Regions from separate parts of the Homo sapiens genome. Here all the other regions are linked to region 1. Evidence: chromatin contacts called from ENCODE Hi-C or POLR2A ChIA-PET data. All regions are on one chromosome and are shown on one strand. The core of a region is the stretch at or near the end of the contact, and the rest is flanking DNA. Distances in the headings are between cores, read along the strand shown.

Region 1 (3,680 bases), core at 1,181-3,680:
CTGGCTGTGTGCTCCAGAGCATCTGGGGAATGACCGGGCCCTCCCCTCCAACAGGCCTAATTCAGTCCCCCATGCCAGGCAGGACCAGGGCACACGAGAATGGTGAAGTCCTGGGGCAACTGTCACCATGGCCTCTGCAGGCTCAGTGTCGGGAGACCCAGTTTCTGACCTGGATACACTGCTCACCTTTGAGGTCGGGGCCTAGAGGGACGGTGCCACGTTGGAGACAGGCCTCCAGGGACAGTGCCACGTTGAAGACGGGGTTCCAGGGACGGTGCCACGTTAGAGATGGGGTTCCAGGGACAGTGCCACGTTGAAGACGGGGTTCCAGGGACGGTGCCACGTTGGAGATGGGGTTCCAGGGATGGTGCCACATTGGAGATGGGCAAGTCTGGGCTAAGGGAGGAGGGCCCAGGGTGGCCAGGGCAGGGCCCAGTGAGGTGCTGCTCTGAGGAGGTGGAGAGTGGGCGCTTGGGCAGGGGACACTTGGAGAGTAAGGATGAGGTCCATCTGGGTACCCTGGGTATAGGGAGTGTTGTTGAAAAAAAGCCAAACACTATAAAATATTTGAAGATATTTATTCTGAGCAAATGTGAGGACTATGACCTGTGAAACCACCTCAGCAGGTCCTGAGAATATGTGAGCAAGGTGGCTGGGTAACAGCTTGGCTTTATACTTTTTTTTAAAATTTTCAGGTCTTTTCTGTAGAGACAGGGTCTCACCATGTTGCCCAGGCTGATCTCAAGCTCTTCAGCTCAAGCAATGCTCCCACCTTGGCCTCCGAGTATGCTGGGATTATAGGCAACAGTCACCATGCCCGGCCTGGTTTTACGGATTTTACAGAGACAGATGTTACAGGCCAAAACCATAAATCAACATATGTAAGATATACATTGGTTCAGCCTAGAAACAGGGTTGGCAGGGGCAGCTTCCAGGTCATAGGGGATTCAAAGATTTCCTGATTGGCAAGTGGTTGAAAGAGTTATGTTTTGCCTAAAGAGTTAAAGTGGGATTACTCACGCCTGTAATCCCAGCACTTTGGAAGGCTGAGGCAGGCAGATCACCTGAGGTCAGGAGTTCGAGACCAGCCTGGCCAACATGGTGAAACACCATCTCTACTAAAAATACAAAACATATATACACATATACATGTATATATATATACACATATACATGTATATATATACACATATACATGTATATATATACACATATACATGTATATATATACACATATACATGTATATATATACACATATACATGTATATATATACACATATATACACATATACATGTATATATACACATATATACACATATACATATATGTATATACATATATAGTGTATATATATACGTATATATATGTGTATATATACACTATATATGTGTGTGTGTGTATATATATATATACATACGTGTGTGTATATATACATATTAGCCAGGCGTGGTAGCACGCGCCTGTAATCCCAGCTACTTAGGAGGCTGAGGCAGGAGAATCGCTTGAACCCAGGAGGTAGAGGTTGCAGTGAGCCGAGATCATGCCACTGCACTCCAGCCTGGGCCACAGAGCGAGATTCTGTCTCAAAAAAAAAAAAAAAAAAAAAAGAGTTGACGTGAGTGGACAAAAGGTGCCCGACCTCCTAAGGGAAGGAGCTTCTCTAGAAAACGCGAATTTCGCCCCCTCAAGAGACAGCTGTGCAGTGCCATATCAAAACATGTGAAAGGAATGTATTTTAGGGTGGAATACTTTGCCTGCCTTCGGGCCTGCTGTCTGCCACGTGAGGCTGTGCCAGTGTGAGGCTGGAATTTGGGATCTGGAGGCTAGAGCCATCGGTGAGGCCTGAGTCTCTAAGCACAGCGCCCAGAGGGAGAGGGCGGAGCGGGTCCGACCCCCTTTGCGGCAGGGCCTGAGCTGGTTTTCCAGGTTTCTCTGGAAGCCCTGTAGAGGAGCGGAGGGTCCATTCGGTGGGCTGGGGACTTTGAATTTAACCTTGGTTTGCAAGAGGCTTCCAGAGAGGATGTCTGGGAGCGTCTCGGAGGGGGACGAGGGGGCGCCGGGAGGAGCAGGTGCAGGAGCCCACGGCGCAGCGCCCCGCGCAGGCCTGGACGCGGGGACGGCCGCGGCGGCCGGGACAGGGGTCACCCCGCGGGGCCCTCCAGGGTGGGCCGCCCCACGACCCCAGGCCAGGCCGAAACGGGAATCCTCCAGACCCCAGAAGCTGGGCCGGGCTGACCCCGCGGGCGCGAGCGGCGGGAACTGTAGGCGCGGCAGGCGCACCACCACCCCGCCCCCCGCCCGGGCGCTGTGCGCGTGCGCCGAGGTTGCCCCGCCCAGGCCAGGCCCCGCTCCGCCCCGCCCCGCGCACGCCGGCCGCGCCCACGTGACCGGTCCGGGTGCAAACACGCGGGTCAGCTGATCCGGCCCAACTGCGGCGTCATCCCGGCTATAAGCGCACGGCCTCGGCGACCCTCTCCGACCCGGCCGCCGCCGCCATGCAGCCCTCCAGCCTTCTGCCGCTCGCCCTCTGCCTGCTGGCTGCACCCGCCTCCGCGCTCGTCAGGTGAAGCCTCAGGGGCCGGGGCTCAGGGACGGGCAGGGGTCGCGGCGCCGAGGTCCCGGGGCCTGTGGTGACTTTCGCGCTCCCCTGTGGCCCCCACGAGCCCCTTGCGCCCCCCGCGCTGGAATGCACCTGTGCCGCCCTGCGCGGCCTCCTGCACGGACCACCCGCCTACGGGGCGCCGGGCTCCGGAGGTGCAGGGGACCCGGGGCAGAGGCGCCAGATGCCTCTCCCCCATATGCCACCCTGGGTTGTACCTTGAGGACTGCAGACTGACCGCAGCCTCCCTGGAGACGGGGCGGGGCGGGGGGAGGTAGTGCTCATTCGGGGCAGGTGGAATTGGGGTCTGTACTGAGCGCCCTTGTTGCTGGAGACCTAGGTCAGGCCTCAGAGCCCCCGAGTCTGGGCGAGTCCATTTCCTTAGGGACCCCTTTACCACCTGTGAACTGGGGGCTTTAAAAGTTTGCTCCAGCGGCTCTTATCACAGGCCCTGGGCTGGGAGACCCCTCGAGACCCTAGGAGTTCCCATGTCCCTGAGAGAGGAGGAGGCATGGGGAGTGGGTCGGCTCACCCACCCCGGGCCTGGGGTTGTGCTGTAGTGAGGCCCACACGCTCCTCAGGCCGATCCCCTGTGCCAGGTGAGGCCACCGATTGGGCCTGGATGGGATGGGGCCCGGCCATGCCTGACCAGCTGGGCAGAGGAGGGCCATGCTGCAGTCTGCTTTCTTGACCCCCTCCCCAGCCCTTGCAAGGCAGCCCGCATTCCCAGGAGGGGTATGCTGACCCATCCCATTGGGCACCTGCCCCACCCTTGCTCTGGGCCTTTGTGGGAGACCTGGGATCTGCGATGGGTCCACTGCCTTTTGGCAGGTGGGTGAGGTCAGAAGGCTGCAGGGGCTGGAGCTGGCTGGGCCAGCTGGGTAGGACTGAGCCTCACCAAAGGCTGTGGGGAATGGCCCGGGGGCGGGTAGCCCCAATTAAAGTCGTTGTGGGGGAGTAGCCACAAGCCTGAGCCTGCCTTGACCTTGCCAGCCTATCCACAGGCCTCCCCTCTCCAAGGAGGACAGACACAGCAGAGGGGAAACGATCCTGGGGCTTCTTGGAGGGAAGGGTAGCTG
Region 2 (3,601 bases), core at 769-3,268, 1.1 Mb before region 1:
CTAAGTGGAAACCAAACCAGAAAGCCAGGCAGCCCGGGAGTTCTGAGCCCTGCTTCCTTCCAGCTGTGCGGCCTCAGCGGCTGACGCGGTCTCTGCTGCTCTTCTATAACACAGGATGATGGCAGCTACACCCTCTGAGTGGTGTCACCAAGGCCAATGAGTCCTGATGGTTGGAGTGTGGGTATCCGGGGGCCTCTAGGTCACTACCCACTCTAGCCCTTTGCTCCTAGTCTCTGGGGAGGTGGCAGCATAGGGGCATGGAGCAGACTAGACTTTGCCTCTTTCTGCCCCCAGGCCAGTTGATATGAGCCCTGCTTGAGGGGTTCGCAGGGCCTGGGGAGCCTTCTTCAGCTTCTCTTTGTTTTCCTAAGATGAAAATTGTGACATCTGGGCTTGTTGCGGGAAATTTGTAAATTGTGCACAGAGAAGAATATGAAATTGCACATAAATCATGGCTTTTGGTTCCACCATCAAGAGCCAAGAATGGCCCTGGCCCCTCTCCTGGGTTAACGCCCTGTCCCATCCAGTTCACCCCCCTCACTTCAGATCTCGCTTCCCTGAGACCCAGAAGACCCGCCCTGCTCCCCCAGCTGCAGCTGCACACTGCCACAGCATTCCATGGGGGTGGGGGTGTCTTGGGACTCAAAGGCAGGCTGGTTGGGGTTCAGGGGACCGCACCTTCCCTCCCTCCCAGAGGTCTCTCTGCTGGCTCACAGGCTCACCTGAGATAGGGGCTTAGATCTCATGGGCTGCTGGACCCTCCAACAGGTGTCTGACAGTCCCCATCCCGATCTGGGAGGCTCCTGGTTTGAGGAGGGGGCTCCCTGCCTCATGGTAGGTGGGCCAAAAGGGAGGCAGCAGGAAATAATGGTCTCTTTTGGTCTGGCCTGGCTGGGGTGAAGCACCGTGTGTGTGCGTGCGTGTGTGTGTGTGTGTGTGTGTGCGTGCGCGCACGACCGAGGTCTGTACCAGGAAGGGCTGCAGGCGGGGGAGGGGCATGGTCCTTCACAGCCCCTTCCCCTATGACCTCGGGCAGATCTTTCACTTTTACCCAGTACAACAGCTTCCAGCCAGCCTGGACAGGCAGATCCCGGGGCTGGAGTGGTCTGGCCCAAGGCTGAGAAGGGCTGGGACCCCCGACAGTGACATGATGGGCTCAGCCCCTGTTCCATCTACTGGGCAGGGTGGGCCTCCGCAGATAGCGGCTTCAGACTCCAGCTCCAGGGGGCTGGTGGGAGTCTCTCAAGGTGTCCCACACATGGTCCCTCGGGGAAAGAGTGGAGCTGACCCCTGTCCCCCCTCCCGACTCGAGGGCCTTAGGGCCAGCAGGTGTGTGAGGGCTCCAGGCGCGCGGAGCCCTCGAAGGGACACCAGCCCAGCAGCAGCAGGCCGCGCGGGGGCAGCCGAAGACCCCATCCGGCGCAGGCCAGGGCCGAGCTGGCAGCGGCGGGTCCAAGCCTCGTCAGCTGGCGCAGGAGGCCCACGGGCGAGCGCGGGACGGAGCTGGGCGCCGGGGTCCGGACCGGGCCGGGGTCGAGTTGGGCCTGGCCGGACACCGGACCCGCCAGGAGCCGGCCCCTGCCGCGCTGGGCTGAGGCCCCCGCCTGCAGACAAAGGAGCCGGCGGGGGGCGGGAGCCGGGGGGGTGGGGGAGTGTTGCAGGGGGGATGGGGCGAGGGGGCGGGCGTCGCGGTGTCACGTTACCGCCCGCAGCGCCCTTTAACTCCCGCCCCCGCCCCGCTCACCGCCCCCTTCCCCTGCTACAGCGCGCTCGCCCCGCGGCCGCCAATCAGCCGCGCGCCCCGGCCGCGCGCCCCGCCCCGCCCCCGGTGGGTGTGCGCGCGGCCAATGGGCGGTGCGCGGGGGCCGGGCCGCGGCGGGGCGGGGCAGCGGGGCGGCCGCCAATCGCCGTGGTGTTGTTGAAACTGAAAATACTACATTATGCTAATCGCGGCCGGGCCCGCGCGCACGGGGGTGGGGCCCGCGCGTATAAAGGGGGCGCAGGCGGGCTGGGCGTTCCACAGGCCAAGTGCGCTGTGCTCGAGGGGTGCCGGCCAGGCCTGAGCGAGCGAGCTAGCCAGCAGGCATCGAGGGGGCGCGGCTGCCGTCCGGACGAGACAGGCGAACCCGACGCAGAAGAGTCCACCACCGGACAGCCAGGTAGCCGCCGCGTCCCTCGCACACGCAGAGTCGGGCGGCGCGGGGTCTCCCTTGCGCCCGGCCTCCGCCCTCTCCTCCTCTCCTTTCCCCTTCTTCTCGCTGTCCTCTCCTCTCTCGCTGCCCGCGTTTGCGCAGCCCCGGGCCATGTCCGACGCGTCCCTCCGCAGCACATCCACGATGGAGCGTCTTGTCGCCCGTGGGACCTTCCCAGTACTAGTGCGCACCAGCGCCTGCCGCAGCCTCTTCGGGCCGGTGGACCACGAGGAGCTGAGCCGCGAGCTGCAGGCCCGCCTGGCCGAGCTGAACGCCGAGGACCAGAACCGCTGGGATTACGACTTCCAGCAGGACATGCCGCTGCGGGGCCCTGGACGCCTGCAGTGGACCGAAGTGGACAGCGACTCGGTGCCCGCGTTCTACCGCGAGACGGTGCAGGTGGGGCGCTGCCGCCTGCTGCTGGCGCCGCGGCCCGTCGCGGTCGCGGTGGCTGTCAGCCCGCCCCTCGAGCCGGCCGCTGAGTCCCTCGACGGCCTCGAGGAGGCGCCGGAGCAGCTGCCTAGTGTCCCGGTCCCGGCCCCGGCGTCCACCCCGCCCCCAGTCCCGGTCCTGGCTCCAGCCCCGGCCCCGGCTCCGGCTCCGGTCGCGGCTCCGGTCGCGGCTCCGGTCGCGGTCGCGGTCCTGGCCCCGGCCCCGGCCCCGGCTCCGGCTCCGGCTCCGGCCCCGGCTCCAGTCGCGGCCCCGGCCCCAGCCCCGGCCCCGGCCCCGGCCCCGGCCCCCGCCCCGGCCCCGGCCCCGGACGCGGCGCCTCAAGAGAGCGCCGAGCAGGGCGCGAACCAGGGGCAGCGCGGCCAGGAGCCTCTCGCTGACCAGCTGCACTCGGGGATTTCGGGACGTCCCGCGGCCGGCACCGCGGCCGCCAGCGCCAACGGCGCGGCGATCAAGAAGCTGTCCGGGCCTCTGATCTCCGGTGAGCCCCGCACGGCCCCGCCCCGGCCCGGCCCGGCCCCGCTTTGTCCGGCCGGCCGGTCCCCCCAGCCCTCGGGGGCCTCGCTGGGTTCCCGCCTCCTCCCGTGGCATTAAAGGGCCCGCAGCGCTCAGGGCGCGGCTGCGCCCTTACCCCCCTCCCCGCCCCGTTGTTGTGCCCTCCAGCGGCTTCGCGCGGGCGGGGTGGGAGGCTGAATCCCGGCCGCGACCCCCCGGGAGCGCAGTTTTCGCCCCCGGCCGCGGGAGCCCCTCCCCGGGCGCGGCCGGGCGCCGTGAGCACGGCGTGGAGGGGGTTAAGCGCGGCGGCGGCCCCGGGGGGCTTGGCCGCGGGACAAGGGGAAATGCTTACACAGCACATTGCGCGGCGACGTAAACAAAGCTGACCCGCCGCGGACCTCGGCGCGGGCGGGGACGGCGCCCCCACCCCGGCCGGCCCGCGCCCCGCGCCCTCTCCCGGCCCC
Region 3 (3,579 bases), core at 153-2,652, 1.1 Mb before region 1:
ATGTGCTGACGGGGGTCCAGAGGCAGAGTCCTTAACTTACTCAGCTTAAGCGTGGCATGAGTCCCAACTGGGAGGGGCCCTGGCAGCATGAAACCCCCACCCCCACTCTCTGCGACGGCCCAGATGGAGGGCAGGAGGAACAGCGGTTCAGCCCTGGCTGGGGCTGCAGGGGCTGGGGTGTGTTACTCACTGGCACGATGGAGAACTGCATGAAGAGGCAGGTAAGTTCTGTGGCGGCCAGCACGTAGGTAAGCAAGATGACCGAGGACCGGCCTAGAGCGCTCATCCTGCCGGGGGACCGGCCCTGGTCCCTGGGAGCCCGAGCTCCCTGCATCCTGGACAGGCGCAGCAGGGAGACCCAGGAGAGATCCAAGCAGGAGGCTGGCGGAGCAGGGGGCAAAAGTCCAGTTGATCCGGGCAGGGGTGCTGAGTCACTGGGTCCCAGGCAGCACCCGCCTGGCCTTGCCTGCAAGAGAGGACAGCACTGCAGGACCCCCTCCCCAGTGGAGCTCTCCTGCTACCTGGACCTTAGAGGACACATCAGGGGGTCCCCCTCCTCCACTTTTGACAGCTCTGGTCTCCAGGCACACAGCCTCCCGGGGAGGGGAGACAGGGACAAGCTGCTCCCCCCGACCCCTGCAGGTGGGCCAGGCTCAGTGCCTGGTTGCCTGACACAGGAATGTGCCATGCCCCACTTTTAGAGGGAGGCAGAGGCTCGGAGTGGTGGCTGAGTCCACCTCAAATCATCAGCGCCTTCTGTGGCCAGAGGGCTGATGTGGGTCCCTGTGCCTGGAGGCCCTCCGTAGGCCCACAGTGGCCCTGTCCCCAACACAGTGCAGCTCTCAGGGAAGGTCTACCTTCCCCTGTGGCCAGCAGCCAGAGCTCCAAGGGGCTTCTGGAATGGTCTTGCGTAGGGGAGACATAGCTCAGCCTTCCAGGCTCCCCAGTAGCTCTGCCTTACCTCCCACAGCGGAGTGCTGTCTGTCCCCACCCTTCCCCGCCCGGCCTCCAACTGGTGGGAACTGGATTTTGCGGCTGCAGAGGACTTCCCCAAATTTTGCCACATTAACAGCTGACTGCACATCTGAGCCCCGAGGTACCGAACCCAGGCTGGTGGGGTAGGGCGGGGAGACCCCTGAGGGTCCGGGAGCTGCGCCTGGCGCCCTCCCCCATCCCGGGATGCAGGGAGGCTGGGGGGAGCAGGGCAGCCGCAGCAGGCACGTCAGGGGCACCTCATTGGGCAGAGGTGCGACGCTGCGCCGGAGTTCGGGGTTCGGGGCTCAGAGGCCGCCCTCTCCGGAGTGTGCTCGAGTACCTGCCTTTGCAGGGGCGGGCTTGGGCACGGGTGCCGGTGGGGTGAGCGCTCCAGGGTGACCTAGACACCGGTCCTTCCGGGATGAGCCCCGGCCCCGCCCTTTCGGGAGATGACTTGCAACAGGGACCGCCCCTCTGGGTCTGAGTTCCAGCCCTCGCGCTTTGCAATCGCCAGTTCCGGGAGCGCCCGTGCCACGGTTTCTGCGCTCTCACTGGCCGAGCCCGCCCCTCCCCTCGAAGGACCCGCCCCTGCCCCGCCCACCAGCGGGCTCGCCCCGTGCCCGGCTTCGCCCGCCCCAGCCCCCTCCAGCTTGAATCCTGCCCGGTGCCCGGGCTGCTGGAGGTGGACACTCTGACCCTCAGGCAGCACCGGTGTCCACTTTGGGCCTGAGGAGGGGCAGTGTGGGCAGGGGATGGGACCGGGAGGTGGAGGGAAGGAGAGAATGGAGGGGAGGCAGGGGCGGGGAGAGAAAAGCGGAGGAATGGTGGTGAGGGGTTAGGGGAAGAAGTCAGGGGAGGTTGTAGAGGGTGTGGTGTAGCCTGGCCCTGCCAAAGGTCTGCACAGAGCCCCAGAAGAGTGACCAGGAGACAGCTCTGGGCCCCTCCTCACTTCCCTCCCCAGACCCGGAGGCTGCTAGGAGCAGTTGAGAGCCCACTTTTCCCCATTTCACCCTGCCTGCCACTTCCCCACCCTTGCAGGGGCCACCAGAGATGCCAGCACACAGGTAAACAAGCCTCATGCCGCCCTCCGCAGCAGGAGCCGCTGGAGCACACACACCCCACGCTGCGCACACTTGGCCCAAGCCCTGCCCTTGGCCTGGGCACCATTCTCCGTGCCCCTGACTGTCACTAAGTAGGGAGATGCTCATTCAGGACTCCTGCCCCACCTCCTCCCCAGGCAAGGGCTGGGCACAGGCTCAAATGTCAAAACCAGTGTCCCCCTGCCATGTGTCAATCATCGCTCCACAGAGCAGAAAACTGCAGGGGTGAGACAGGGTGGGACGGACATCGCAGAGGCGAGCGAGAGCCGGCCAAAGTCCTGGTGGGCAGGGGGGCCAGAGCCAGGTGGCCCAAGGCCGGCTGGCTAAGCCATTCCAAGTCACCGTGGGAGTGGTTCAGCAGCTACCCTTCGTTCAGCAGCTCAGATATGTTGGGCATCAGAAAACAATACCCCAAAATGAAGGCCTCAGAAGCAGCTTCGGAAGAAAAAGTGTTTCTCTGACCTTCTCTTGCTCTCCTGTCTCTCAGTGCCATTTTCCCCGAAGCTGGCCTTAGAAACTGGAATCCATTTTCCCCAGGGCAGGTCATAGAAATCAGAACCCCGCCTTTCCACACAGCCAGACATCAAACCTAAAAATATTGCTCTAACTTTCCCTCCACCTTTGTGTTTAGAAGCTGGCCATAAATTATCTGACCTCTCTTGTTTGACTGTAGGGCATAAGACCCCATTCCAGGAGGGTCCTGCTCCATGCCCAGAAGGAAGGAATGCTGCTCAGAAAGTTCAAGAAATCTAGACCAACAGCCCTCGCTGCGCTTCCCCTTGCGGTCCAGGAGCATTAGTGCAGGTCCCTTGGTTCATCTGTGTTCCCGCATGGATGTCCATACTTTGTTGAGCCTAAGCATCAGAAATGGCAATTTCCCCCATATCTTTTTTTTTTTTTTTTTTTTTTTTTGAGACGGAGTCTTGCTCTGTCACCCAGGCTGAAGTGCAGTGGCGCGATCTCGGCTCGCTGCAAGCTCCGCCTCCCGGGTTCACGCCATTCTCCTGCCTCAGCCTCCCGAGTAGCTGGGACTACAGGCGCCCGCCACAGCCCCCGCTAATTTTTTTGTATTTTTAGTAGAGACGGAGTTTCACCGTGTTAGCCAGGATGGTCTCGATCTCCTGACCTCGTGATCCGCCCCCCCTCGGCCTCCCAAAGTGCTGGGATTACAGGCGTGAGCCACCGCGCCCAGCCTGTTTCCCCCATATCTTTGGGTCTTTGTTCTGAAAACTCCCATTCACACACGTCAATCAATTTGGGGACCAAATGCCTTTTGTCCAATCAATCTGCCCTCTGTGAGGTGGTTTCTTAGCAAGCCCACGGGTGCAGTGTACCGCTCGAGGGGATTCCAGCCCAAAGAGTGCAAACGTGTTTGCATCTGGAGTGCGTGTCCCCAGATCCTCTGCCAAGCTCGTTTTCAAGAATAGTCACCACTGGCCGCCCTGGGGACTTGGGGAGAGTGCAGTCAAGCCGAGAGCCCAGGTCCAGCCAGAGTTTCCTGGAA

The links. Hi-C counts contacts between places; a loop is a spot of excess contacts on that map. ChIA-PET counts read pairs that join two places held with the same protein, here RNA polymerase II (POLR2A). Pooled maps may share reads with other maps.
Region 2: a loop to region 1 is called in a map of prostate gland, with 4 times the contacts of the local background. The contact joins the promoter of CDKN1C here to the promoter of CTSD in region 1. A Hi-C loop is called at or near these places in 3 of 168 maps with a recorded cell type or tissue (CD4-positive, alpha-beta T cell, ascending aorta and prostate gland) and 10 of 50 pooled maps. POLR2A ChIA-PET finds 5 or more read pairs at or near these places in 1 of 52 experiments (H1).
Region 3: a map of CD4-positive, alpha-beta T cell shows a loop between it and region 1 (3-fold over the local background). The contact joins the promoter of SLC67A1 here to the promoter of CTSD in region 1. A Hi-C loop is called at or near these places in 2 of 168 maps with a recorded cell type or tissue (CD4-positive, alpha-beta T cell and naive thymus-derived CD4-positive, alpha-beta T cell), 1 of 37 single-sample maps with no recorded cell type and 8 of 50 pooled maps. POLR2A ChIA-PET finds 5 or more read pairs at or near these places in 1 of 52 experiments (H1).

The regions. Positions count from the first base shown.
Region 1 is chr11:1,762,677-1,766,356 of GRCh38, reverse strand. CTSD (cathepsin D) reads left to right here and starts at 2,430. Exons shown (of 9, transcript NM_001909.5): 1 at 2,430-2,565. The coding sequence starts at 2,498. RefSeq lists silencers at 2,051-2,520, 2,771-2,860.
Region 2 is chr11:2,884,192-2,887,792 of GRCh38, reverse strand. CDKN1C (cyclin dependent kinase inhibitor 1C) reads left to right here and starts at 2,018. Exons shown (of 4, transcript NM_001122630.2): 1 at 2,018-2,159; 2 at 2,327-3,123. The coding sequence starts at 2,337. SLC67A1-AS (SLC67A1 antisense RNA) reads left to right here. Exons shown (of 3, transcript NR_169305.1): 3 at 1-449. RefSeq lists enhancers at 521-1,356, 1,357-2,192, 2,193-3,028.
Region 3 is chr11:2,900,101-2,903,679 of GRCh38, reverse strand. It overlaps SLC67A1 (solute carrier family 67 member 1), which reads right to left and starts at 1,402. Exons shown (of 11, transcript NM_002555.6): 1 at 1,316-1,402; 2 at 191-466. The coding sequence starts at 334. It overlaps SLC67A1-AS (SLC67A1 antisense RNA), which reads left to right and starts at 105. Exons shown (of 3, transcript NR_169305.1): 1 at 105-221; 2 at 971-1,096. RefSeq lists an enhancer at 1-215 and a silencer at 1,141-1,270.